2 separate regions of the Homo sapiens genome follow, and region 2 is linked to region 1. The links are chromatin loops, found by intact Hi-C in ENCODE. Cell type or tissue: endothelial cell of umbilical vein. All regions are shown on one strand. Each heading gives the region's core, and the rest is flanking DNA. Links, peaks and the distances in the headings are about the cores only.

The links. Peaks named below come from ENCODE experiments on the same cell type or tissue, not always from the same donor. Only the 100,000 strongest peaks of a DNase experiment are listed, where the experiment ranks them.
Region 2: it touches region 1 in a loop (5-fold over the local background); 2 of 110 quality-filtered maps call a loop at or near these places.

What each region holds. Positions count from the first base shown.
Region 1 is chr5:172,432,096-172,443,173 of GRCh38, reverse strand. All of the region lies in intron 1 of SH3PXD2B (SH3 and PX domains 2B), which reads left to right. Among named protein-coding and RNA genes, the nearest start is that of SH3PXD2B, 17 kb to the left of the region's middle. RefSeq lists a silencer at 10,574-10,831. In endothelial cell of umbilical vein, for the core only: no CTCF peak of the experiment used is centred there; a DNase peak (open chromatin) is centred at 5,513; H3K27ac peaks cover 1,072 bases.
Region 2 is chr5:172,350,558-172,361,635 of GRCh38, reverse strand. It overlaps SH3PXD2B (SH3 and PX domains 2B), which reads left to right. Exons shown (of 13, transcript NM_001017995.3): 8 at 2,759-2,863; 9 at 7,631-7,748; 10 at 11,047-11,078. Among named protein-coding and RNA genes, the nearest start is that of UBTD2, 72 kb to the right of the region's middle. RefSeq lists enhancers at 1-36, 1-222. In endothelial cell of umbilical vein, for the core only: no CTCF peak of the experiment used is centred there; a DNase peak (open chromatin) is centred at 6,455.

The DNA.
Region 1 (11,078 bases), core at 3,434-8,433:
TACGGTGTCATTAGACCCACCACGAGGTTCTGTTATTTGTGGTTTTAATAAAAACGTACATATAGTCATAATTTTGTTTTTTGAAACATTTTGATAACTATAATTCAGTATCATTAGTTTCATTTGGGATCTATGTGTTTTACTCATTTTAAATCATTCTGAGAAGGGGTCCGTGGGTTTCCTCAGATGCCAAAGAGATTCATGGCTCCAAAAAAAGATGAAAGACCCCTCTGGGTGGAAGAGGTGGAACTTGGGAGCCAGATGGCATGGGCTGGACCTGGCTCTGCCATGTGTGATCTTGAGTCAGTGACTGAACCTCTCCGTGCTTCAGTTTCCTCTTCTACAGAATGAGGCTAACAAGAGTATCCACTGTGGATTATTCATGTAGAGGGTTTAGAGCCCTTCCTGGCATGTAGAAGTGCTGAATAAATTACCTGTTATTATTATCTTTACCATCATCATCATCATCATTTATCTGACTAGTGATGTGCATTTTGAGTAAGCAACCTCAAATGATGTGACACGGGCCATCTGGAATGACCACATATTAAGAAACAGACTCTAATTAAGGATGTACTCCTTAAAATTTGTAGCTGTTTTCTCCCAAAGATTTATATATTTGGATATTCAGCAGTATGGTAATTTAAACAATGTTCAAAGTAGCCTAAATGTTTATCACTGGAGGCATGATTAAATAAATGATATATATAGCCTTACAATGAACTATAAAGGCATCTTTAAAAGTGGTTTGTCCAAAGGATGTTTGATGAAGTGGAGAAATGACCGCCATCTCATGCAAATGAAAAAAACCAAATCATATATATAGTGTGATCATAATTTTGAAAAATATTTCTATGCATAGGAAAAGGGTCTGAGAAGAAGCATGCCCAAAGCATCATCTCTGATGGTGGAAACATGGACAGTTTTTAAGACCTCTGACCGTGCAGTCAGCCTGTTTGATTCCTAGGTTGAACAAGTTACCCAACCTCCTTGGGCCTTACCTTTCTCCACTGCAGAACGGAAATGATAGGGTAGTGTGACCTCATAGGATTGCTAAGATAGAGCACATTAAGCACATTCTAGACTCTTAAATGTTGTTAGTGATTACGGTAAATTGTCTACATTTTATTTACTACCCAAGTTTTCTCTACAGGAGAGAGGACAGTGTAGGATGGCAAAGAAGTCCACATAGGGCTCACATAGGGACAGGGGCAGGGATTAGTCTCTGGCAGATTAGGAGCCCAACAAGGGAGGGGTCCAGGAGTGGCCAAGGGTACCCACAGAATCTGGCCTTCAGAAACCACATGTGATTTCATGGAGGAATCCCTTCTCCTCCCCTATGACACCCCTAAAAGGTGGCTGTCCCCAGGGTCTGAGAGCATACTCCCTTTACATTCCTATCTAGTTCTCTTCTCCTTGTCCTGACCCCAAGCTCAGCGGGAAGGGAGGATGAGGCTGGATTCGGTTGGGGCATTGTCAAGAAGGTATCCTAGACCAGCCTAGTTGGCCTGTTTCTCGGCAACCCTTCCGTTACCTCACCAGGGTACCCAGCTTTGACGTTGAGGCCCCAGTGGACCAATCCTATCATGACACGTACACATTGAGTTCATCATCGTCTAGGGTGTGAACCCCCCATTTTGTCTTCAGGGCCTGGCCTAGAATAAATGCCCAGCCCAAGTGTGTTTCTTGAACAAAGCCATTAACTGCTTGTACCCTCGCAGTCCCAAGGTCCCATGATTCTAAGGCAACGGCCACTGACGTCCTTGGTGCTGAGACACAATCACATGTGATAACGCCCTGCTGGCCCCAGGCCGAGCAGTCAGTGTGTCATCGTGTTTAAGCTGCAGGCTTTGGAGGCAGCCAGGCCCGAGTACAAACCCTGGCTTTGTCACTTTCCAGTTATATGATTTGGGCCACGTTACTTAACCTCTCAGAACCTCGGTATCTTCTTCGTCTCTAAATGAGGGGGAAGGAGGGTCATTGCTGTGCCTGATACTGAAGTGAAGAGTACTAACTCTTAGTCTAGTTTAGTGGACACAAATGAGATCCTCTAGCCCCTGGGATGCTGTTAGGTTGAACCATATGAAATTGTCAATATTTAACCTATAAAAATGGCAATTTCACTTGGTTCATCGTAATGTTTTAGGATTGATTTGGGCCTGTGGAGCTCACTCTTGCTTACGTGGAAGGGGGTTATAAGCCACCACTGTACCAGGGGTGTTACAGGCACAATCCCATTTATACTTCACAGCAGCCCCCAAGAGACAGGTTCTTAGCACCCCCCTTTTACAGATGGGAAAACTGAGCCTCCTAACTAGCTTCTCTAGGACCCCCACTTAAGTCTTGTAGTTGGGATTGAACCCAGGTCTGTCCAGTTCAGAGTCTGTCGCTTCCACCATTGCTGTCTTGAGACTTGGTTTCCTTTTGCGTGTGGCATGGCCTTGCCTCGCAGCTGGAAGAGCCCTGGACATTCTCTAGGACGCCTCGGCCCGGGACCTGGTGGCTCCCTACTGAGATTCCCCATGATGCAGCCAGTCAGAGCCCCAGTTTCCAGCCCTAAGTGGGAGCTCGGGTTTGAACTGTCTTGACTTCTGCAGTTTTCTGCTCTGACATTTTTGGCTTTGGTTGTGGGGCTGAAAGGTGAGAGGATGACATGTGTCAATTCTCCTTCTGCACTTTGGGGATGTTCTTCCTGAGCTCTCCTGCCCGCTCGTTAAATGCAAGTCCCGACACCTAGACTCCTGATCCAGGCACAGCATCCCCAGGTCTCACCCTTGCCCACAGCCCCATCGAGGCAGGGCCAAAATGGCTGCTGGAGGCAGGAGGTCAGACCTGGGGGATGCAGGGTGGAGTGGCAGAAACCCAGGCGGGTGATTGTGTAGGAGGACGTGCAGGATTGCTACTTTGCCATCTCGACCGCGTGCTCCTTGAAGACAGCTTTGATGCTACTGCCTTGCGCGTAGTGGGTGCTCTTGTTGGCGGCTCCATTCACTCTGGACAGCTCTGTCAACACGAGAGAGGCCCTCACTTGAAATCTTTCACCCAGGTCTGTTTCCTTCATTGCCCAGGCTCCTCTGAGGCCTGGCAGCCTTGGAGATCTCAACAAGCCCTAAGTGCTTGCCCTGGAGACTTTCCTAGAAAGCCAGCCTTCAGGTTGGTTCCGGCTGAGCCTGGGCTCCAGCTGCCAGCACCTCTGCTTGCCATTGGAAAGTTCCCCACGCCGCCTCGGGCCAGATGTGTGTGAGTAGCAGTGCGTGAGCTGGCAGCCAGAGGCCTGGGCTGGAGCTGCACGCCTGGAGCAGCGAGTGTTTCCACCAGCCCAGTGTCTCAGTCGTCGGCAAGAGTGGAGATGCCTGGCCTGGCCAACCCTGGAAATAGTTCCTGCTGCCCATGCCGCTGGATAAGATTCCATGAGTTAGGGGAGCCCAGAGGGTGGGCAGCTGTGTGTGTGTGTGTGTGTGTGTGTGTGTGTGTGTGTGTGCGCGCGCGTGCGCGCACGCACGCACACACATACCTGGTTTTTACAGCTTGACATTCCCGACTTTTCCTCTTAACATATCTCACTTTGCAAGATTTGAGTTGGCCCAAGGAAGATGGCTACTCGGTTGGGGCCTCCAGTGTCTAATCTCCATAATGGGTTATTAGTGATGGCCCTGGAAGCTGTCTGTGACCAGATGGTGTGCCAAGCACCTGACATGCATTAGCGCCTTTAGCCCTCAGCCAACCCTATAAAGTAGGTACTGTTCTCTCCATTTTCCAGGTGTGAAGAAATGGAAACTCAGAGCTGTGAGGTGATTTGCAAAGTCACAGCAGCATCAGGCTATAGAGGCAGGATTCATAGTCAGGTATTCTAAAGCCGATGCCTGTGGTTTTTTTTTGGGGTTTTTTTTTTGTTTTGTTTTTGTTTTTGTTTTTTTTTTTTCTTTTTTTTTTTTCTGTTTTTTCTGTTTCTGTGGCCCAGGCTGGAGTGCAGTGGCGTGATCTTGCCTCACTGCAGCCTCCACCTCCAGGGTTCAAGTGATTCTCCCACCTTAGCCTCCTGAGTAGCTGGGACTACAGGTGCGCACCACCACAGGCCGGCTAATTTTTGTATTTTTAGTAGAGACGGGGTTTCACCACATTGGTCAGGCTGGTCTCGAACTCCCGACCTCAGGTGATCTGCCCGCCTTGGCCTCCCAAAGTGCTGGGATTACAGGCATGAACCACCACACCCTGCCATCTTTTTTTTTTTTTTAATGACATTAAAGCATGATTGTTATTTTTAATTTTTTACTTTACGTGGATGCTGTAAAATTCCCTTTTGTGGTGTAACGCAGTAAAATTTTGTTTTTTGGTGTAGCATGTTATGATGTGCAGGTTCCTGTAACCTCCACTACAGAACAGTTCCAACACCTCAAAGAATTCCCTCAGCTTTACTGTCTCTGACATACAGTGGGATGAGGCATTCCCCCTGGAGTTTAAATCACTCCTGGGTATTCTGTTTTTTGCCATTACCTCTTCAGAGAAACTCTGGGGTGGAACGTGGACTTCCCTTTTTGGGTTGGGTCCCATGCCTGCATTCCCTCTGTGACAAAGCCAGCTCTGTTTCTGGTACCCTTGGCAATAGAGCTGTTCATTCAGCTATTTCACGAGCATTGTTACTCTCTGGACACAGAGAGCCTTGAGTGAGGTCACCTTGGTTTTTGACTGTGTGGCCCTGTTTCGGCTTTTTGTCTCTTTTACCGGGCATTTCCTGAGAGCTCATTGTCGCCAGGCACTGGGGGGACCATGGTGAATAGACAAACCCGGCCCTGCCCCAAGGGCCCCCAGGGCAGTGGGGGTGCAGTAATGCAAAGAGACCAGCACCCCTAGAGGAACAGGTTCTGAGAGAGGGTGGCCCTAGCCCTGTGGGAACTCAGAGAGTGGGAGCTAGACTGAGACTTGGGGTGTCCAGGAAGGCTTCCAAGGAGAGGTGACTTCTAGGCTGATGCTGGAGAAATGAAGAGGAGCTGAGCAGGGCAGGGAGAGGAAATGTTCCCGCCAGAGGCAGTGGCAGGCATTGAGTCCTGGAGGCAAGAGAAAGCCAGCCAGGCTGGAGCAGAGGAGGGGCAGACTGCACAGGCCCCTAAGCCCCACGTTGTGCCTGTGTGGTGTGTTTTCTTTCTCGATTGAGGCCCTTCGAGCAGAGCTTGGTGCACAGTAGGTCTCTGTGTATATGCCAAATGAATGAATGAATGAGCTGAAGAGTTTGAGGCAGGGGGAGAGAGATCAGATTCCCACTTTGGAGGCTACTCCTCTCCCCCTACTCCTGCCGCCATTTCCCCATTTGGCACACCTCTGCACACAGGGATAAGCGGAGCCCTCAGCTCAACCAGCCACCTGAGCCTTCGCTGCGTGCCCTGTGGACAGAGTGCAGTAGGAACACAGCCCTAAGTGTCTCATCTGACGCAAGACACCACAAGCACTTGTATTTTGGCCCTAATCCAAGCATTCACTTAATTGAAAAAATTGGGGGAAAAAAATATTGGCAGCCTGCCACCTCCAGTGTGTCACTTGCTGCAGAGCCTGAGCTTGGTGATTCCTGGCGCTGACGTGGGGACCGGAAAGCTCTGGCCTGGGGCCAGGAGACCCAAGGCCTTGGGATGCTGGGAGAAGAAAGTGAAGAGGCTTTGGAGGCTGGCAGGGCTGGGATTGGATCTCATGTCACCCACTTCCCAGCCTCTCGACCTCAGGCGCAGCATGGCTCTGTGCCTCGGTTTCCTCCTCTCCCCCTTCAGCACTTCTGGTGGTGATGCTGCCCTGGGGTGTTGGGAAATCAAACAAACTTTGGGTGCTGCAGTTCCAAAAAGAGGTTGGAGGTGCTGACCTATATAGGCCAGATGTTGGACACAAAGCTGGGGACAGTCAACAGATCAGAACCAAAGGGAACCCAGGGTCTCCACGAAGCGTGGCAGAGTCGGGTTTCCCATTAGTCAAGCCCGTGGAGCTCCATCCGACCGCCCTGCCCTCTCCTCGCTCTCCATCTCTCCCTTGCCCTTGTTGCTTTCCCTTCCCCAGCACCCACGAGGACCATACTTATCCACCTTGGGCCTGTGTGACCAAGACAGCATATTCCCAGAGCAAGCCATCTGCAACCCAGCCAGTCACTAACTCCCAAGCTCTTCCCAGGATCTGCCACCTGGGAACCCAGCCAGTGTGGGAGCTTGATGGAGGGAATCCAACCCCCTTCTTAACAGCTAGCTGCCTTCTGAAACTGGGGTCTGTGGATTCCTAGGGACCTTCGGACATAGTCCTGAACCCTTCTCTACAGGAAATGAATTCACCTGGATCTTGAAGCCAGCACTACTCCTCGAGCCCAGAGCTGCATGTGCTTTGGCATTTAAGCTTGCTCTGGCTGTAGAGCAGGACGGCTTTAGCAATCACAGCCTGATGACCCGCTGCAGAAGCTGTGTAGCCTGTGAGCGGAAGCCCTAGCCCCTCCGTGCACTGCATGAGAGACAGCATATTTGCTCCCTTCATCTCCACAGGCTTCTACTGTTTCGTAGGTATGAGAAACAGCAGTCTGGAGCAGAGGGCCCGCATTCTCAGCACCTCCCGATGGTAGCCCTGGCTTCTGGTTCCAGCTTTCCTCCCTGCTGGCTACAGGACCTTGGGCAAGTCCCTTTCCCCTCTGGCCTCATGTCCCTAACTATAGAACAAAGGATAGTCTAGAAGAGGGTTTTCAAATGTTTTAAAGGCCTGGAACCCTTTGTTGTCTGCCTGAAGCAGGCAGAATAGGGCTGTGGCCGGTGAAGGAGCCCGGGCCCTGTATAGAGGCAGTTCTGGTGATGATTTGGCTGCAGGCTGCTGGGTTATACCCTGTAGCATACACAGAAGAGCCAAAAGTGGCACTGCGCTATGGAAACTGGGGTGGATGGCCCAAAAGCCCACCCACGGGGCCTCTCCAGGATCCTGGGGCTTCTTGGAGGCCAGTTTCACTGCTGGCCTGAGTCACTTCTAAGAGCCCTCCAGATTAAAGCTCTCTGGGCAAGTCTCTTATGTAAGAGGCCCATAGGGGCACAAGGAACCTGCAAGGAAATTCAGACACTGTCATGGAAGCAGAAAGAGTCCACAGCTGAGAGTGTAACCCTAAGCAAGTCACTGCACCTCTTGGCCAGCACCTCCCTATCTTCATTTGTAAAATGGAGGGATTGATCTAGACCAGGGATGCCAAGTAGGTAGCGCCCATCTCACTAGCCCTCAGCCCCTGCCCCTGGCAGACATTGCTAATGGACCACAGGGTTCTGTCTTGCGGATGCTGCTTTCTCACAGCCCCTGCAAGGAAACAGCCCCGGCCCCATTTGTGCCTTCTCTTGAGATGTTGTCTTCAGTCACCCAATTTGTTCCTGGCTATCCACCAGGCTTGCAGAGCCAGGAGAGGGCTCTGACTTCAGAAAGGTTATAGCTGTTGATCTATAAAAAAACAAAACTTGGCTGTGCGTGATGGCTCGCACCTATAATTCCAGCACTTTGGGAGGCCGAGGCAGGTAGATCGCTTGAGGCCAGGAGTTCCAGACCATGCTGGTCAGCATACTGAGATCCCATCTCTACAAAAAAATTTGTTTATTAGCCAGGCATGGTGGTGCATGCCTGTAATTCCACCTACTCAGGAGGCTGAGGCTGGAGAATTGTTTGAGCCTGGGAATTCGAGGCTGCTGTGATTACACCACTGTACTCCAACCTGGATGACAGAGGGAGCAAGACCCTGTCTCAAACAAACAAACAAACAAATACCTCCAGATACAGTGAGAATGGCAAGGAATTCCACTAACACAGGACCATCCTCATTCTCAATCTTACCAGCACCATCATAATTTTTGACATATCCACAAACTCCCTACAGTATATATTCCTAATACAGTATTCTTCAAATTGACTCACATTTTTACTTAAATTACTTTTAAATGGAAATTTTAGCTGTCTACTATACCTGGGGAAAACCAGTAGTAGCACTTGCTAAAAATAGAAGGAAATGAAATTCAAAAGAAAGAGAAAAATCAATGTGTTAAGTTCTTCCTGGCTAGTGTCGCCTGTTCTGAGGTCTTCTGTGCCTTCTTTAAGAAAGGAGACCTGCTGTGTGTGGTGGCTCACGTCTGTAATCCCAGCACTTTGGGAAGCCAAGGAGGGTGGATTGCCTGAGCTCAGAAGTTTGAGACCAGCCTGAGCAACATGGCGAAACCCCATCTCTACCAAAAATACAAAAAATTAGCTGGGCATGGTGGTGCATGCCTGTAATCCCAGCTACTTGGGAGACTGAGGCATGAGAATCACTTGAACCTGGGAGGTGGAGGTTGCAATGAGCCGAGATCGTGCCACTGCACTCCATCCTGGGCAAGAGAACGAGACTCTGTCTGAAAAAAAAAAAAAAAAAAACCATTGGCCATTGCATCCCAGGACCAAAATGTAATAACTTTGTCATGGGACCAGTGCGGCAGCCCCAGCCCTTGTAATTAATGCCAGCCAGGAATTTCAGCTGGATTCTTTGACAACCCTAAAAACCCCACCAAATAGATTTGTAAAGGAAAGTAAGACTGGAGGACATTCCCCCATGCCTCAGAGATTTTACTAGCAGGGCAAAAACTTTTTACCTTGTTTTCCAGTTCACATGGTGAACACTTGGGAGCTCACAGAGCTCCGGAGGCAGGGGAAGCAGGGCGGCAGCTGTTTCACATCATCCGACCCTGGGGACAGCGTATCGATGGAGTTCTGGGGCCTTTCTAAGAGCTACAGCCCCTTGCAGAGATCTGGGCCAGTGGGTCGGCAAGGATGAGGATGTCAGCTAACCCAGGGGTGCCGGGGGCTTGCAGAGGTATCTTGGCCTGTTTATAGCCTGGCCCTGTTGTTTGTCAAGAGCCTCTAAGCTTGATACTGGCTTAAATCTTTTTATATTTTATTGATACATAATATTTGTCCATTTTCATGGGACATTTATGATATTTTGTTGCATGCATAGAGGGTGTAATGATCAAGTCAGGGCATTTGGGGTATCCGTCCCCTCAAATATTTGTCATTTCTATGTGTTGAGAGCATTTCAAGTCCTCTCTTCTAGCCATTTTGAAATACACAATACACTGTTGTTAACTATAGTTAGTCTACTCTGCTATTGATTGTTAGCACTTTATTCATGGAAGAGCTGACCCCTTGGCTGTTACTGCTTGGAAATGGTGCCCAAATTCTTGCATGCTTAATGGGGGCCCTCTGGACACTGGGAGTCCCCATCCCCTTAGACTGGAGTTAGACCCCGCGAGGAGGTGAAGGGTTGGGCAACATTCAGTGAACATTTGCCCTCAAGTCCCACCATGAGCAGAGATTCCAACCAACCAACATGGATTCCTTTCTAGAGATCTCTCCATTTCTGGAGAGCTTAGCTTGCAAGGTAGGATGGACCTTATCTCTATTTTTCAGATAACAGAGAGGCTGTAAGAGGTCAAGGACTTAACCTCACTCCCATAGTAAGTTCCGGGTTGGGGCCCATCTGCTGGCTTCCCGGCCGGTGAGCCAGTGTTCTCCCACCCCCACTCTGGGCATCCCTGTGCCATCGGCTGGGCTGGCACCCGGCAGGGGCTCCTTGGTGGCCCTAGGACTGAGCCAGGGTAACGGAGAAGATGCTGGCCTGGGGTTCAAGACAAGAAAGTGCCCCACAGACAGGTTTCTTTCAGTGCTCCTAGAAAGCGACATCTTTTTTTCTGATTGTAAAAGAAAATAAAGTGTAAAAAATCTGGAATATACAAGCATCAAGAACAGAATTTTTAAAGTCCCCCATATTCATACCACCCCAAAGCGAACCACTGACATATATATGCTTGGTCATGTGTCATTTAACAACAGGGATAGTTCTGAGAAATGTGTTGCTAGGCAGTTTCATCACGTGAATATCACAGTGTGTACTTACACAAACCTAGATGGTATAGTCTACTACACACCTAGGCTCTGTGGTATAGCTCACGGCTCCTGGGCTACAAACCTGTACACTGTGTTACTGTACTGAATACTGTAGGCAATTGTAACACAATGGTGAGTATTTGACTAGAATATACAAATACTCACCATTGTGTTACATAGAAAAGGTTTTGTAAAAATACTGTGTTATAATCTTACGGAACCACTGTTGTATATGTGGTCTGTCATTGGAAAACGTTAGGTGGTGCGTAACTGTGTGTGTGTGTGTACAGACACACAAACGCACATACATTTAGATATGGTACAGTCAATTCTTCCCCCCCCCCCCCCTTTTTTTTTTGAGACAGACAGAGTTTCACTCTTGTTGACCAGGCTGGAGTGCAAAGCACAACCTCAGCTCACTACAATCTCCGCCTCGCAGATTCAAGTGATTCTTCTCCCTCAGCCTCCCGCGTAGCTGGAATTACAGGCATGCACCACCATGCCTGGCTAATTTTTGTATTATTAGTAGAAACGGAGGTTCACCAGCCAGGCTGGTCTTGAACTCCTAACCTCAGGTGATCCATCTGCCTCGGCCTGCCAAAATGCTGGGATTACAGGCGGACCGCACCCAGCCAGTCAATCCTCATTATTCATAGATTTCATGTTTGCGAATTTGCCTACTTGCTAAAATTTATTTGTAACTCAAAAGCGATACTCGAAGCACTTTTGTGGGCATTTTCGGACATGGGCACGTGCAGAGCGGTGAAAAATTTGCGTCACCCAACGTGCACGTTCCCAGCTGAGGTTGAATGAGCGACACTCCCCCCTCATTTCAGCTCCCATACTCTTAACAAGAATCCTTGTCCTAGTCTATGAGTGCTGCATTTGTACATTTCTGTGCTTTTTGTTGATTTTGCTGTTTAGTATGGCCCACAAATGCTGTGCTAACATGCTGTCTGGTGAGCCTAAACGCAAGATGGCTGTGATGTGCCTATGGAGAAGCTTCATTCAGGCACGAGTTGCAGTGCTGTTGACTCTGAGTTCAGCGTTGATGAATTAACCATGCATATTAAATAAGGTTGTTTATTTCTTTGTTTGTTTGAGACAGAGTCTCACTCTGTTGTCCAGGCTGGAGGGCAGTAGCACAATCTCAGCTCACTACAACCTCCACCTCCCAG
Region 2 (11,078 bases), core at 3,688-8,687, 82 kb after region 1:
TTCCAGTTCCTGAGAATGAGTGTGTGCAGATTGTATGATGTGGCTAGGACACAACCATGGGGACGTAAAGACAGGAGCACCCACTGCCCTGGGCCCCCAGCTTGCAGGAAGTCAGGAAGCTTGGGTGACTGGGAAGAAGTGTGGGGGCCAGGAAGAGTGTTGGTATGTCCAGAGGGCAGCAAGAAGAAGGGAGAGGGTGAGTGGGTACATCTTCAAGTAGCCAACACACTGATGACATTTATTTTTAATTATATTGTACTTATCCAAGTAATACGTGGATACATTATTCTTAGAAGATTAATGATGAAACTAAAATCTATTTTTTCTACCAGCTTCAACCCTAACCCCCTTTCTGAACCCTAGATAGCCCTTCTATCCATTAGGTATGAATCTTTCTTGAAAATGTTATATACACATGTGTGTATGTGTGCGTGTGTGTACGTGTGAACATATACACTCACACATACACAGGTACTCATTCATACATATATACTTGTACATATACAAACACATCATATTTTGTATGTATATATATGTATTTTTGTGGGTTTTTTAAAAACCCAATGGTGTCATTGTATACATTTTGATCTGCAACTTTTTTTAGTTACTATCTAGCTCCTCTGATACTTTTTCACATCTGCGTAGTATTCAGTGCCCGAGTGAGCCATGTTCATATATTCATATTCGTACTCCAGTGTGAACATGTCTGTGTGCACGTCAGTGTTTCTTTAGGTTAGATTCCAACAAGTGAAACAGCTGGACCCTAAGATACACATATCTTTTTTTACTTATTTAGTTTTTTTGGAGACGGAGACTCACTCTGTTGCCCCGGCTGGCATGCAGTGGCACGATCTTGGCTCACTGCAGCCTCCACCTCCCGGGTTCAAGTGATTCTCCTGTCTCAGCCTCCCAAGCAGCTGGGACTACAGGCACATGCCACCATGCCTGGTCAAGTTTTGTATTTTTAGTAGAGACAGGGTTTCACCATATTGGTCAGGCTGGTCTCGAACTACTGACCTCAGGTGATCCACTCGCCTCAGCCTCCCAAACTGCTGGGATTGCAGGCGTGAGCCACTGTACCTAGCCAGGACACACATATTTTAAATTTTAAGATACCACCAACTTGTCTGCTTCCAAAACAGTGGCTGTTTTGATTTATCCTCCCTCCAGCAGTGTGTGAGGCATTAGTGAAAATGGTTAAGAGCTCAGAGACCGCCTTGGTTTGAATCCTGGCACTGCTGCTTTCTATCTTTGTGACTTTGAGAGAGTTGCTGAGCCTCGGCTTCCCCATCTGTAAAATGGCAGCAATAATAATACACACCTCATAAGGCTGTGGTGAGGATCTAGCAAGCTAGGAGTGGACGTGCAGCACTTGGGACAGTATCTGACACATCACTGTTGCCATTGCTATCATTGTGTTATGACAGTTTCCTTATCTTCATACAAATATTTACAAATACAAATATTTAGAAAATCGTAGACCCACCATGCATGAGCCACCACGCCCGGCCGACAGCACATATTTATTATCTAATAGTCTGTGGGTCAGAAGTTCAGCATGGTCTCACTGGCCTAAAATCAAGGGATCGACAGGGCCCCATTGCTTTCTTTAGGTTCCGAATAGGATCTGTTTCCTTGCCTTTTCCAGATCCTGGAAGCCGCCTTGGCTCATGGCCCTTTCTTCCTTCTTCAGCGCCAGCAATGTTGCACCTCTCTGTGTCTTTCCTCAACAGCCACATCTCCCCATGACTTCTGCCTCCTTCTTGCATATTAAGGACCCCTGGGATTACATTAGGCCCACCCAGAGAATCTGGGATAAACTCCCTATTTTAAGGTCAGCAGATTAGCAACCTTAATTCCCTAGTGCCACGTAACTTCATATATTTACAGGTTTGAGGGATTCGAACACAGACATCTTTGTGGGGAGGGGGTCATTATTCTCCCTCCCACAGGCCCCATGCAGGCCTTTCTCATTGGGGAATGTCTGAGCCGGGGTGAGAGGCCTCTGAAGCAGATGCTAAATCTGCATCTAGGCCTTTACAGTCAAACAGCCCCGTGCACACGTCACAGCTCTACCGCAGCCACGTGAACTTGGACAAGTCGGTTTGCCTCTTTGAGCCTCAGTTTCCTCATGTGTGCAGTTGGGATGATAATGTGAAGATTGTATTTAATGCAAGTGAAATGATGGGTGCATCACACATCTTAGTGAAGGTGAACGTTCTTTATACTTTTTTTTTTTTTTTTTTTTGAGATGGGGGTCTCACTCTGTCGCCCGGGCTGGAGTGCAGTGGCACAATCATAGCTCACTGCAGCCTTGACCTCCTGGGCTCAGGTGATCCTCCCAACTCAGCCTCCCGAGTAGCTGGGACTACAAGCATGCACCACCATGCCTGGCTAATTTTTAAATTTTTCGTACAGACAGGGTTTTGTCATGTTGTCCAAGCTGGTCTTGAACTCCTGAACTCAAGCAATCCATCCAAAGTGCTGGGATTACAGGCATGAGCCACCGTGCCCTGCCTCTTTATTGTTGTCATTTAGGATGACTTTACTCTTCCCTGTCCCAGGCTCAGGAGCAAGTTTCTGGACCTGCTTTTAGCAGTTAGCAGGTAACATTGGTAGTTGTGTTCTACCAATAAAATGGTAACTTTAGCCTTACCCTGTGCATTCACTGGTACAGTGGCTGAATAGATTATTATGTTCTGACCCCCGGCCTCATGCTTGATGCAACTAACATCATTCTGCACTCTTGCTTCCCCAGGTTGGTGGTTCGTCAGCACTGCCGAGGAGCAAGGCTGGGTCCCTGCAACGTGCCTCGAAGGCCAGGATGGGGTGCAGGATGAGTTTTCTCTGCAGCCTGAAGAAGGTAGGGAGGAGCTCGAGCCTCTGCTCACTGGGGAGGACCTGTGCAGTCATCGCCTATACTGGGTTGCCTTTTCATCCAATCTCTTCTTTTGGCCTCTGCCTCTGCGTCTCAGCAGCTCACTGGCTGAGGCTCCATGGCCTGTGAACCAGAAACCAGGCCATGGTATTAGAGCTGAGGGGCAAGCCCGCCCTCTCTTAGGGGCCTTTGGTAGCAACCTATGTGAGCCTGGCCAGAGCTCGAGCCCTAACCCTTTCATGGGACCCCAGGAGGGCCCCAGCCTGATCGCCAAAAACAGTTCACTATTCCTCCCTCGAATTATTCTGGCGGCCAAGGTGCTGGAACTGCTTCAGCTCATTTGCAAGACATTTGACCCCATCTGTTTAAAAACCTCTGCCTTCTCTGTGGGTTTAAGTGGTCCTGACCAGGGGTCCCCCTCCACTCACCCACAGACACACTTCCGTTGTTTCCCAGAGAACCTTCCCTATGCATGTCCTGAATGGTGACTCCTGCCATGCCAGAAATGCTAAGTCCCAGCCAACTCCCTTTCCCCGCTAGAAACATTCCTAAAACTAGGGCAGTTAGTGAGTTCACTTCACTCATCAGCAGGGGCTTAGGAATCAGACACACCTGAATTTTAATCTCAGCTGTACCACTTCCTGGTTGAGTGGCCTTGGGCCAGTAATTTAACCTCTCTAAGCCTCAGCCTCTCATCTAAAAATGGAAACAATGATATCTATATCATAGGACTTTTGAAAAAATTAAATGAGATCCACATGCAAAGAACCTAGAACAATAAATGACCAGTAACAGTTATTATTGTATCAGCAATACCTGACCTAGAGTTGAGTTTGTTTGGCTTTTAGTTGACTGTTAAGAGAAAGCATGGAGCCACATAAAGCATATCTTTATTAGAAAAGAGGATGAGGAGAAGGGGGAAATTTCTGTGCCCAAAGGTTAGCAAAGCATTGACATATGGTTTTTGCATTCAGTTGTATTACAGCTAACGCCCCTCAGTAAAACATCTGTTGGTTTGCTCTGTGTTTGTGAGGCCCGCCAGGCACTGTGGGGGGTAACACAGGGTTACCATCAGAATCAACTCAGATTAAGGGGTCGTGATGTAGTGCATGGAAACTAGAGCCCTTGAGACGGTGAATGATGACCACCGTGAGAGCGCCTCTGTCAGGCACTCATTGCTGTCCCCATTTTACAGATGAGGAAACAGGGTCTGAGAGGTCGGGAGACTTGCCCAGGGTCACACAGCTAGAAGATGGGAGCGAGACCACATTTTCCTGAGTTTGTACATTTATTTTCTTCCCTCGACCACAGGTAGTACTTTCTTTTTTTTTTTTGAGACAGAGTCTTGCTCTGTCTCCCAGGCTGGAGTACAGTGGCATGATCTCGGCTCACTGCGACCTCCGCCTCCTGGGTTCAAGTGATTCTCCTGCCTCAGCCTCTCGAGTAGCTGAGATTACAGGCATGCACCACCACGCCCAGCTAGTTTTCGTATTTTTAGTAGAAACGGGGTTTCGCCATGTTGGCCAGGCTGATCTCGAACTCCTGACCTCAAGTGATCTGCCCACCTTGGCCTCTCAAAATGCTGGGATTACAGGCATGAGCACTGCGCCTGGCCCTTTTTTTTTTTTTTTTTTTTTTTGAGATGGGGTCTCACTCTGTTACTCAGGCTGGAGTGCAGTGGCATGAACACGGCTCACTGCAGCCTTGAATTCCTGGGCTCAAGTGATCCTCCCACCTCAGCCTAACACCTCTTTATAATCATGCTAGGAATGGAATTATGTCTACTAGAAGCCTCTTCACCCAAGTTCACGGTTAATACTCAGGAACTTGGTCTCCCTAAGATGCCTGGGGCTTGGATTAGACTCAGAGGTAATGCTCTCCTGGATGGGGACATGTGCTTGGTGCCACCTTTGCCTGTACACATTGTGGTGCTTTCTTCTCACCTCTGCCCTCTGCCCTTCCTCCCACATGCTGCCTATCCAGTCTCATGGAGGTATTGGTCTCTGCCCCGGCCGGTGGGCCGCCGCCGGACTCTGGGGGACTTGTATGCCATCAGCTGGCGTCAAGGTGCCTACCTCGGAGTTTTCTTCCCCGTTTGGTGTTTGGACCCAGGTCCCTGCACCTGCATGAGCCTCCCTGCTCTGGGACCACCCGTGCCTGTTGCATGTGAGAAACAGTGATGTCGTCTGTCTTGTGTGACATGTATGTTGTTGGCATGTGGGTTTGGGAGGAGTGAGCCTTGGGTATTTCTTGGCCTTGGGGATTTAAAGTTTCTCAGGTTAAAAATGATGCCTGTGGGTTTCTATAAGGCTGAACCAGTGACCTGTTCCTTCATTCAGGCTCATTTGAGTTGCAAGGGAAAGAAATCCATGTAAACCGGGTTAAGCAAAAGGGGAAGTGTATTGACTTATATCACTAAAAGCCCAGGGTAGGGCTAGCTTCAAGCAGAGCTGGATCTGGGGGTTTGAAACTGTCATCAGGATCTGGGACTCTCTCACCACCTCTCTGCTTGTTGGCACCATTCTCTCATGATGACAGCAGTTTCAAGTACCTTTAAGGGACATCACCAAAGAAAGAGCTTCTCCTTTAACACAAGTCCTAGGATTGTTTCCAGCTGACCCAGTAGGGTCACTTGCCATCCATAAAACCAGTCACGGTGGGCGGGAGTTGCAACACTTTGGCCAGGCCAGGGTCCGACACCTACTCCTTCCCTCCAGGAGGTGGTGAGCTTGGCCTCACCTAAGCCATGGGGACAAAGGCTGGTAGCACCACCAGAGGAAGGGCAAATGCACGCTCGGGAGGAAGCCCCCGCAGGCCTGCAGTCTACAGGGTCTTCCACCCTCTGCTGTGTGTGCAATCACTGAGCAATCCATGGATGCCAGAGAGGGACTCGGGTGATAGAAAATCCATCCATGGCTGGGCGCGCTGGCTCACACCTATAGTCCCAGCACGTTGGGAGGCCGAGGCGGGCGGATCACGAGGTCAGGAGATCGAGACCATCCCGGCTAACACGGTGAAACCCCGTCTCTACTAAAAATACAAAAAATTAGCCGGGCGTGGTGGCGGGCACCTGTAGTCCCAGCTACTCGGGAGGCTGAGGCAGGAGAATGGCGTGAACCCGGGAGGCGGAGTTTGCAGTGAGTGGAGATCGCGCCACTGCACTCCAGCCTGGGCGACAGAGCGAGAATCCGTCTAAAAAAAAAAAAAAAGAAAAGAAAATCCATCCATGCAACTCAGCTGAAGGATGCAGGACCCCAGGAGTCCAGGCTCAGAGAACTGACTGCACTCTTTCTGGGACCCGGGTGGCACCCTTTCCCACCTGGACCAAACAGAACTTCTGTGCATCTGGGGTTGGATTCTTCCCTCCACCCCTCCCAGCCCAGCAGCCTAGCCTGCAGCTTCCGTGAAGGAGGGGAACGGCGGACTGTGCTGAGCACAGGATATGTGCAGCTTGAGTCAGCTCGGCCCCCGCCGAGCAGGTCAGCAGGCTAGATCAATAAATAAATAAACGCCCTGTGTGTTTTCCGCCTCCCTCTGCACCAGCTGGGCAGGCCGCGGACGGCATGTGGTATTTTCCCAAAGAGATAGCGACTGCAGCAGCATATTAACCATGACACCAGGCCACAGCTGGCTCAGGCACTCAACCAGGGGCGGAAATGTAACCAAAACAGGAGAGCCCTCTCCTCTCCTTGCTGGGCTCCCTTGAGACACACATCCATTTTTCTCCATTTCAGCTGCCAGAGCAGATAACACTGGGGGTGGGAGCTGTTCTAGCTCTGTGGGACACCCTGCCAGAGTGCAGCGATGAGCAACCCGCCCTGCCGAGCCCAGGCCCTCCAGGGCTACTGTGGGAGGGACGCAGCTGGGGGCAGCTCTCAGGGAGGAGGGTGAGGCCATAAGGATGGTCCCACAGTTTCAGGGGTCGGGGGACCGCAGAGAGTGTGGTAGAAGACATCCCAGTCACACGAATGAAAGTTGAAGCTTCGAGCATGGTTGGATTCAAAGACTTGAACATGATTAATAAAAAGTGAAGATCAGCTGCCGGCAAGGTAATGAAAATTGTGCACCGTGTCCGCAGTAGTGATTTCAGCCTGAAACCCTCCACTGCCAAAGTTCAGCTTCTCCCTGAACTCTCCACCTGCAAGAGCTAGTAAGGAGCCACAGACAGCTTAACCTCCTCTGTGTGAGCAAGGTGGCTCCCACCCAGCCTTCAGGTCTTGCTCATTTACTGCATATTGACTGATTTGCTAAACATTCCAAGCACCATGCCCAGTGCTGAAGACACAGGAATGAACAAGACAGACAAAGAACTGCCTTCCTGGAGCTCATATTCCAGCAGAGGAAACAGACACACACTGAACGAAACACAATAAATAAGCCAAATACATGTCGTGTTACAAGGTAATTCCTAGTATGGGTGGGGGGCAATAAACCGGGATAAGGGGCATGAGAATGCCATGCATGGAAGTACTGTATAAGGTGGTCAAGGAAGGTGAACTCGAAGCACAGATTGAAGCAGGTGAGGCTGAGTGTGTGGCGCTGAGGAGTTTCAGAGGGATCGAGATCTACCCTTTGTCCTGTGTTCTGTTGCTGCTTGCACAGGGCTGTCCAGGGCTAGGTCAGGGCCAGGGGGGGTGCCCAGAAATCTCTGAAGGAAATCCTCCCTCCGACGGGCAAGGGCATCACGGGGATTACGGCATCCCAAGCCTCTTGGTGTCCTCTTCTGACCCCAGCTTCCTTTTGTCCCCACAGAGGAGAAGTACACAGTCATCTACCCGTACACAGCTCGGGACCAGGATGAAATGAACCTGGAGAGAGGGGCTGTGGTGGAGGTCATCCAGAAAAACCTGGAAGGCTGGTGGAAGATCAGGTACCAGCCGCTGCCCCCCACGGTTGCTGGGTGGGTTTGGGGTCACGCTGGGTGGGTTTGGGGTCACAGGGACTCTGGCCTCACAGAGGTCGGTAAGTGATTGCATCTGGGCGAAGTTTCCGCCTGAACCATAAAAGGATACTTCTCCTCTGTGTTGTGTGGCCTCCCTCCCTACCCATATCCTTCCCTAAAAGTCCATGATAAGCAAAACTTTCTCCAAACACACTGAACCACAGATAGCAGCAACCCCATTAAGCAAGGCTGGTTTCCACCTCCAGATGTTTCTCATAATGAGGAGTTGGAGGCCAAAGCTGCCCCATGTGAGTGACAGCCCCCTCCCGCCCCATTCTGAGAACAAGATGGTGCATAAACACTCATGGACTGTAATTCGTCCTAGGCTGATAATCTGCCCTCGTCTCTCAAAGTCCAATGGTAAAAGCAGGGCGTCTGCATTCCAAACACCTTTCACAGCCCTTTCACCTATGTGATGATATCAGAGCCTCCCAGGCAGGCAGGGTGGCCAGCTCGTCCTGCCTTGCCTGGTTTTAGTAATGAAAGTCCTGGGAACCCCTCCTTGATCACCCCCAATAGGCAGGATGTGACCATGGGAAATTAGGGCAAGAGAGGAAGCCGAGGTCCCTGCAATCTAGTGTCTGCGCTGTGATGTGTGGCGGGACATTCGGGCCATTTCCAGGAGGCTGAGCATGTAGCACTGCATTCATTCATTCATTCAACAAACGCACACCAAGAATCTCTGTTGGGCCCAGCCCTGTTCTGGGAGCTGAGGAGTCAACAGTGAGCAAGATACAATAGCTCACACCACCTGGTACAGAAGACAAACTCATAAACGGTGATAGAGCAGAGGGTTGGCCATGTTGGAGGGATGCATGGGGACTTTGGTACACAGAAGAGGGGCTCCTCAGCCTGGGGGTCAGGAAGGCTTCCTGAGGGAGATCTCAGAACCTAAATTTGAAAACGGATAATGATAGTAATAGTGTATTAGTCTATTTTCATGCTGCCGATAAAGATATACCCCAGACTGGGAAGAAAAAGAGGTTTAACTGGATTTACAGTTCCACATGGCTGGGGAGGCCTCAGAATCATGGCGGGAGGTGAAAAGCATTTCTTACATAGCATCGGCAAGAGAAAATGAGGAAGAAGCAAAAGTGGAAACCCCTGATAAATCCATCAGATCTTGTGAGACTTATTCACTATCACGAGAATAGCATGGGAAAGACTGGCCCCCATGATTCAGTTACCTCCGCCTGAGTCCCTCCCACAACATGTGGGAATTCTGGGAGATACAATTCAAGTCAAGATGTCGATGGGGACACAGCCAAACCATATCAAATAGCAGGCATGGGCCTGGCACGGTGGCTCATGCCTGTAATCCCAGTACTTGAGGAGGTAAGGCAGGAGGATCACTTGAGGCCAGGAATTCAAGACCAGCCCGGGCAACATAGCATGATCCCATCTCTACATAAAAATCTTTTAAATTAGCCAGGCATGGTGATGCACGCCTGTAGTCCCAGCTACCCAGGAGGCTGAGGCAGGAGGATCACTCGAGCCCAAGAGTTTGAGGCTGCGATGAGCTATGATGGTGCCACTCCAGCCTAGGCAGCACAACAAGACCCTGTCTCTAAAATTTAAAGACATTAGTTTTTTTAAACTTTTTAAAAAAGGATAACAAACATATATTGAATAGTATGTTATCTTGCTGCATAATAAATTGTCCCAAAAGTTAGTGGCTCTGGAATTCAGCAGTGGCTTAATTAGACTCAAGGTCTCTCCCGAGGTTATAGTTAGGATGTCAGTAAGGGCTGCAGTCATCTCAAGATCTGACTGATGCTAGAAAGTGACAGTCAGGATTTCAGCCCATTCCCTTCTCACCCCAGAGCCCAGTCAGCACTGCACATCGCCTCCCATCTTATGGCTCTGTGTCCCCAAACAATGAACTATGTCAAACTGAGCGTGTGGGTTATATACAGCCTGGCACTTTCTAATTAGGATATTCCCTCTCAGAGCATATTTTAAGATTGATAGACACTAAACTGCAGATTTCTACCTCCTTTTAAATTTGCTTCCAGTCAAGAGAGACCTTTTTTTTTTTGCATTAAAACCCAATGCTATTTAGTTCTTAAATTAATTCTTGACAAGAGATTCAGCCCTGCCATTGGGTCTGTTCAACTTTCCCCAAAGGTCTGGCCACCTGTTTTTTTGGGTTCTGGTAAATGTTTAACAACCAGCTCTCCAAGGAAAAATACTCTGAGTTACAGTGTTTGCCAGTTGCCATGGTGCAAATACTGCCACCATGGTCAATTTCAAGCTATCAGTGTGATGTCACTAAATGTAGAGATTGGGAGAGATGTGCCCAACTGGCTGTCACAGCTGGTGTGACTGACTGCAGCACACCCCTGGTCTAGATTGGCCCCTCTGGTCATTGCTGTTAAACTGAATTCTGGCCAAGCGTGGTGGCTCACACCTGTAATCCCAACACTTTGGGAGGCCGAGACAGGAAGATCACTTGAGTCTAGGAGCTCAAGACCAGCCTGAGCAACATAGCAACACCCCATCTCTACAAGAAATAATAAATAGCTGGGCATGGTGGTGTGTACCTGTAATTCCAGCTACGTAGGAGACTGAGTTGGGAGAATCGCTTGAGCCCAGGAGTTCAAGGCTGCAGTGAGCTATGATCGAACCACTGCACTCTGGCCTGGGTGACAGGGAGACCCTATCTCAAAAACTGAATGTCTCCTGCAGAGGATTAAGAGATGATGACACTCATTGAAGTCCCTTTTGGGAGGACACTGAGCTGCTCTGTCAGGGTCTCGATCACTCTGCGGTTTAGTGATGGCCAGCTGCCACTTGGCGAGCCCTGGACCCAGCCCTCAACCTGCTAATCCCATATGAAAGCATGTTTAATCTCCACGTTCATCAGCGTGAACAGATCTCCATCTGTCTATGCCAGGCTTTGGCCCCAGAGCTGGGGCTGCTGGGAAGAGGCAGCAAAGCACAGAGATTCAGAGCCCAGGCTGGTGCCCTGCTGGCTGGGTGGGACATGGTGGGTGCTGTAAGAGGGGCAAGTAGAGGCCGGGTTGGAAAGGCCTTGAAAATACCAAGCTCAGGGCTTAGGCATCATCAAGAGGAAATGCACAGTGTGTGCCAACCTCTTGCCCTGGGCAGTCACAACCCGTCGTTCCTGCTCCCTGGGACCTGTCATGTGATTCCCAGTAGGAGCAAGGCTTCTTCCCTTGGGCCTGGCGGAGCAGTTTGACAGCATCCTTCCTCCTCTTCACAGGTACCAGGGCAAAGAAGGCTGGGCCCCCGCCT